Regions from separate parts of the Homo sapiens genome. Here region 1 is linked to region 2. The links are chromatin contacts, found by Hi-C or POLR2A ChIA-PET in ENCODE. All regions are on one chromosome and are shown on one strand. Each heading gives the region's core, a stretch centred on a gene start or an enhancer-like site at or near the end of the contact. The rest is flanking DNA. Distances are from core to core; before and after follow the strand shown. Region 1 holds the start of RAET1G (retinoic acid early transcript 1G). Region 2 holds the start of KATNA1 (katanin catalytic subunit A1).

Region 1 (3,280 bases), core at 373-2,872, 270 kb after region 2:
TGGCAGTGAGAAGACACAGGTGGTTCTCCTGGGATGGGCAGAAGTAGGGCCACAGGGAACCGGGAAGCTGCACAAGCAGTTGGCCCCGATTCCCAGGACACCACGTGGCTGCACCCCCTTACCCTCAGCTTACACCTCAGGTTTCAGGGAAGGTCACTGATGGCCCCCGTGGACCATAGATGCCACTCAGCAGCAAAGGAGGGGAGAGTAGACCCTGAACCATGGGACCCCCACTCCCATCACATCCACACCACCCAGAAGCCACAGGCAAGGTAGGACCACCTTCTACTCTCCAACTGACACCTGAGACACCACTTGGAGATGACACCATAGGGGATGGGGTACTATTTGCTGGTACACTGTAATCCCCTCATCTAGGGTCAGCAACCTAGGACAGGGTCCAAATCTGGTCCCCCCTATTTGAAGGTTGCCATTGCCTGCTGTTGCTCTGCAAAGGGACAGGACTGGACACTGAGACGGAGAACCCAAGGCCTGCAAAGATCACAGGGCATCCTTCCTCCCTTTCTAGAAAGGGTTTGCTGACCCCTGTCTACACACTGACTATTCTCTATGATGCTGGCGCCCCAGTAGGAAGAACAGGCAGGTCTGGGCCCCAAGGGCAGAAGTGGGTGCCTCTACTCACCAGAGTTCCCAGGGTCATCCTGGAGGAAATGGTGCTTCCCATCCCCCCTGCACAGGTTCTGTGGGGAGCTTGGGGTGTGTTTGCTGGGGTGTGTCCTCAGGCAAGAGGCAGAAGGTGTCACGTGGTGTAAGAGGTCGCGAGGGCCCCTTCATGGATGGGGAGACCTCTGGGGTGACCAGCTGGGCTGAGGTGGGGAGTAAGAGGATGTTACCTGGGTGGTGGCAGTGGATGGTGAGGGGAGGGTGGGAAGTGTCTGCTGAGCCGCTGGGTGCAGGTGAGTGTCTACAGGAAAGTGCAGGGAAAAATTCAAGGGCACGCAGCCCTGGGGGTGCTGGAAGGTTTGTGTGGTTGAGAGCGGGTGAGAACAGAGCAGGCTGGTGGCTGGTGGGAGTGTCTGTGATTGTGTCCCTGTGCAACCCCACTTCACCCCTGTCCTGACCCCAGCTCGGATTCTGGGGGCTCTGGTTTCTCCTTCCCGAGGGCGGGTGGGACTGCCGGGCTGCACTAGGGATCCCCGCTCCACGTCGCCCTCTGCAGCCCTCTGGCCCCTCCACTCTCCGGGGGTTCCTTTCCAGCCTCCTCTCTGACCAGCTCCTCCCCTCGGAGGATAAGTAGCCTCTGGGAACGGACCCGGCGGGAAGGAGACGCGGAGGGAAACTGAGCGGGGGCGCAGTCCGGGGTGATCGCACGGGTCCTTCCAGAAGCCTCCCCTCCTCTGAAGCCCACAGTCCACAGCCCCCCACGGTTGGCCTCCGCCCCGCTTAGGCTCCATCCCCGAACTCACCGGCCAGCCCGGTCCTGCACCAGCTGGACAGCAGGAGCAGAAGCGGGAGGCGTAGAAGGAACGCGGGGCTGGCGGCCGCTGCCATTGGGGAGTTGGATCGCAGGGGACAGCAGAAGCGAAGCCCAGCCCGTGGATCACCTGGCGGCTCGCAGGCTGTCTGAATGCAGCCCGTCTGAATGCAGCCCTAAACTCCAGTAAGCCCTAAACTCTAGCACTCCTTCTGCCCCGCCCCTCGGAGGAAACACACCCCCTTTGCTGAGCCGCTAGCCAATCAGGTGTCTCTCAGCCAAGTTGCTCATCCAAGTCTACCCCACTTTCTACTGCAGCGCTCGCGCACTTCCCCCTGCTTCAGCCAGTCAGACTTTGCTGGCTGCCTGCCCGGGACCAGTCCTGCCAAAGGCTTCTTTCCATGACCCCCTCATGTAATCATCACCGCAATTTTTTCATTTTGTATTAATCCAATGTGGATACCGATGCACAGAAAGGTGAAGAAAATGCACAGAAGTGTTCAGCCGCGACAGGGTCTCCCTGTCCTCGCCTGTACCTGCGACACCCGCCTTCCCTCTCCCTGCGTTGCAGAGTGCTCCCAACCCACCGTCCTGTGCGCAGATCCAAGCCCAGTCCCATCCCCGCGGCCTCATCCCAAATCCCGAGTGGACGTGGTTATAGCCTGGGCTAGGTTTGTTTGTTTGGTTGGTTGGTTTTTCTTTCTTTTCTTTTTTTTCTTCGTGACAGAGTCTCGCTCTGCCGCCCAGGCTGGAGTGCAGCGGCGCGATCTGGGTTCGCTGCAACCTCTGCCTCGCGAATTCAAACGATTCTCCTGCTTCAGCCTCCCAAGTAGCTGGGACCACAGGTGCGCGCCACCAAGCCCGGTTAAGTTTTGTATTTCAGTGGGGACGGGGTTTCACCATGTTGCCCAGGCTGGCTTTGGACTCCTGGGCTCAAGTGATCGGCCCGACACGGCCTCTCAAAGTGCTGAGATCACAAGGGTGAGCCACCACGCCTGGCCCGGGGCTAGATTTTATTACAGAAGCACCAGGTCTTCAGAAGCTTCAAAGAAGATATTGTACACTAAACAATTGGTTAAGATAGTAAATTTTATGTTCTACTTTTTTACCAAAATTAAACAGCTTTAAAAATTATCTTAAAAATATGTGTCTTGCTGGGATCTGCCCAATTCGGATTGGCAAAAAGACTCTGCTCATTAAAATCTTTGCATTTTAATGCAAAGCATTGAAAACCTTGTCTCTAAAATCACAACCTGTGAGGCACCTTGCTGATTTAGAAAGCACATCAGAGAGATTGACCCTGAGCTCCCCTTAGAACAGTGCCCCACCAGGTGTGGGGATGGCCCAGGGGACTCAGCAGAGCAGGTTCAAATGAAAGCTCCCCATAGCTACTAACTGCCAGCGCTTGCTTTGGGCCTGTTCCCCCTGGGCAAGGACCAGCCATCCTTCCAAGCCGCGCACAAATACCCCCTCCCATGTGTGTCCCTCATCTTCCCACATGAAGGAACACCCTCCTGCTCCCTGAGGCCTGGATCCACAGTGATGGAGCGTATCCGGATCTCCCTGTGTGACAAATGCTCACACATTTCTTTGCTTCTCTACTAGAAGCATGAGGTCTTTGAGACTATACTAGATCTGTGTACAGCTTTTGAGGGAAAAAAGCCCTAGTGGCCTACTGTTGCTCAATTGGAATGTGATCAATTGTGTTTCCCATGGGAGCAGGAGGCAAGGGAGGGGTCTGTGCGTGCGTGGAGCTCACTTTGCAGTACACCCATCTGTGGCCAACCATTGATGCCTGGATCCATGGCTGCACCCACACCTCTGCTCAGTCCCTGGACGGTCCCT
Region 2 (3,063 bases), core at 151-2,650:
GAAATCGAGACCAGCCTGGCCAACATGGTGAAACCCCATCTCTACTAAAATACAAAAAATTTGCCGCGCGTAGTGGAGCGCGCCTGTAGTCACAGCTACTCAAGGAGGCTGAGGCAGGGGAATCGCTTGAACCCGGGAGGCGGAGGTTGCAGTGAGCCAAGATTGCGCCACTGCACTCCAGCCTGGCGACAGAGCAAGACTCCGTCTCAAAAAAAAAAAAAAAAAAAAAAAAAAGAACAAAACCCAGCTCTTTTGGAAAAGAAAATAGGGCTTTATACTGAGACATTTAAGCCCGTAAAAACATTTCAAGAATCTGTCTTAACATCTACTAAGGTGATTATCATTGTGATTACGTGACAAAGATCTACTGCACCCATTCTAAAACATCGGGAATGTTTTCAGCAATAACTAGAGGTCTAATTTCAAAGAGGAAGACGTAAATTAGTGCTTTCAAGAGAAAAGAGCATCACTGTGCTGTTGGAAGTTAGTAACTAATATAAAAGCGGCCCTTCGCGGTTTTAACAGGAAACTATTTTTGATTAAATAAGAGCTTGAGATTATCCACTGTAAGGCACTTCAGGATCTACGTTTATCTCTAACTTTGTCATCACATTTGTATGAAACAACTGTTTCGAGGGAAAACTTTTCTAAAAGGTACCAACTCTAAACCAAAAGGCCCACAGGCCTTCCAGAGGACGCCGGGCTCTAGAATAAATAAGAAATAACATCCCCAACAATATCACTCGAACCTAACAAATTTTAAGAAAAGAAGTTGCCTCCCAATGTCATGGCCATCGGGATTTTTACCTGTGAGGGTTTCGGGGTGGGGGGCGTGAGCGGGTTCTGGAGAGAACCAGTCGAAAAATCGAAGAACTAAAAACTCGGCTGGTGACTTCGCTAACGACACAGATCAAAAGATGGGATCGACAGGAGCCCCCGAAAAGTCCTCCGCCTGACAGGATTCCTCAGGTAGGGGGACTGTCACCTAAGCCAAGTTATCGTGGACAACAGCAAGGACCTAGGACCTCAGCTCAGGCACAGGCAGGCTCACGGAGGGTTGCGCGGCGGGTTCTCGCTGTGGGCCCCCCGAGTCCCTCACCAGCCCGGCCCTGGAAAATCGGGGGTCCCCAGAGCACCGCCAGAGTGAAAACTCACCTGCGGCGGCCCAAGCTCCTCGGGAAACCGCCCAACGCCAGGCACAGGGGATTGGCGGAGTGGAGATCCCGGCAGCGAGGAAGGAGGGCCTGACCCAGTCCAGCCCACTTTGCTCTCCGCTCACGGCCCCAGTACTGCCCAGTTCAATCGTCAACACCACCTGCCGGCGCGGCTCCTGCTCGCCGAGAATTTGAAGACAAACCCGCCAGGGTCACTTCCGGTGCCGGGGACGACCTCGGCGACTCTGGCGCACGCGGGGCGTCGCCCCGGGAGCGAGGTCGCTGGGCGGGAGCGGCGGAAGAGGGTGTGGCCGGGCCCGGGGCCGCGCGTGCGCATTCTTGCACCGCCTCCTCCCGGCGGACGCAGCGGAGACCAGGGATAGTATAGACCTTGGTGTAGATGGTATTATGGTACTACCTCGCGCGCCTCTGTACCTTGTTCAGGTGCTTGCTCACTTTCCCTCCCACTTGATTTTCACCACACTCACACACACACCGAGGTCAGGTGTCTATTTTAGAGGTGAATGTCCAGGATCAAGCAATTCGTTTATGACAAATCCTGTTTTAGAACCTAGTATTCAGAATTCCCCAGCTGGGCTCCATGTCATGACATAACAATAGGGAGGAGGTAAACAAAGATTCTCGGACACACTGCTAGTGGGATTTTATTTTCTTGATTTTTTAATCACCGTTTTAATATGACCAGACAAGGAAAATGATGCTATTTCATGACTTACAGATATGTACTGCACAGGGCTTCCTCCAGTCTCAATCTCCACCCTCTGCCATCACTTGAGGCAGAATAGGGCACTTCTCACACATTCCTTTAAAAACGCAAGGTAATTAAGTTTCTAACATTAAAGCATCCCGACTGGGCACAGTGGCTCATCCCTGTAATCCCAGCACTTTGGGAGGCTGAGGCGGGAGAATAGCTTGAGCCGGGAGTTCAAGACCAGCCTGGGCAATATAGTGAGACCCCCCGTCTCTACAAAAAGTACAAAAATTGGCTGGACATGGTGGCGCACGCCTGTAGTCACAACTACTCAGGAGGCTGACACAAGAGGATCACTTGAGCCCAGGAGTTGGAGGCTGCAGTGGGCCATGATGGCGCCATTGCACTCCAGTCTGGGAGACAAAGTGAGGCCCTATCTCTAAAAAAATAAAAGCACCCCAGTCATCTAACATAGACATGTAGAAGCAATTCAGGGGAAATACATCCATTCAGTCAACAAATGTTTACTCAGCAACTACTATGTGTGAGACAGTGTTGGCACTGGGTATACAGTGGTCACGAAATAGAATGTTTCATGGGGCTTAAAGTCTTGTAACGTCTCAACTGAGTGGAAAATGATAGTTTCACTGTAGTAAATATGAACTCTATTGTAATAGGGAACAGGAAACTATATTTAGTATATATTTTTGGAATCAAAACCAATTCAGGGAGGTACAGATTAATTACCCTAATTCAACCTTCATCCTTTATGTGAGTTCAAAGGTATGCTAATTTATAAAGCCAATTTACAGTTAAAAAACTTCTCAAAGGCCACAAAATTAATACATATTGTATGATTCCATTGATAAGAAATTCTAGGCCAGGCACGGTGGCTCATACCTGTAATCCCAGCACTTTGGGAGGCCGAGACGGGTGGGTCACTTGAGGTCAAGGCGTTTGAGACCAGCCTGGCCAACATGGTGAAACCCCGTCTCTACTAAAAATACAAATATTAGCTGGGTCTGGTGGCGCACACCTGTAATCTCAGCTACTTGGGTGGCTGAGGCACGAGAATCGCTTGAACCCAGGAGGCAGAGGCTGCAGTGAGCCAAGATCGCGCCATTGCACTCCAGCCTGGGTGACAGAGCAAGACTCTGTCTCAAAAAAAAAAAAAAGAAAAAGAAAAGAAATTTTAGA

The links. A loop is a pair of places that touch in the nucleus more often than their neighbours do. ChIA-PET counts read pairs that join two places held with the same protein, here RNA polymerase II (POLR2A). Pooled maps may share reads with other maps.
Region 1: a loop to region 2 is called in a map of chondrocyte, with 2.1 times the contacts of the local background. The contact joins the promoter of RAET1G here to the promoter of KATNA1 in region 2. A Hi-C loop is called at or near these places in 1 of 168 maps with a recorded cell type or tissue (chondrocyte) and 10 of 50 pooled maps. POLR2A ChIA-PET finds 5 or more read pairs at or near these places in 1 of 52 experiments (T-cell).

What each region holds. Positions count from the first base shown.
Region 1 is chr6:149,921,499-149,924,778 of GRCh38, forward strand. It overlaps RAET1G (retinoic acid early transcript 1G), which reads right to left and starts at 1,623. Exons shown (of 5, transcript NM_001001788.4): 1 at 1,428-1,623. The coding sequence starts at 1,512.
Region 2 is chr6:149,647,314-149,650,376 of GRCh38, forward strand. KATNA1 (katanin catalytic subunit A1) reads right to left here and starts at 1,401. Exons shown (of 11, transcript NM_007044.4): 1 at 1,156-1,401. RefSeq lists an enhancer at 1,201-1,280 and a silencer at 1,351-1,620.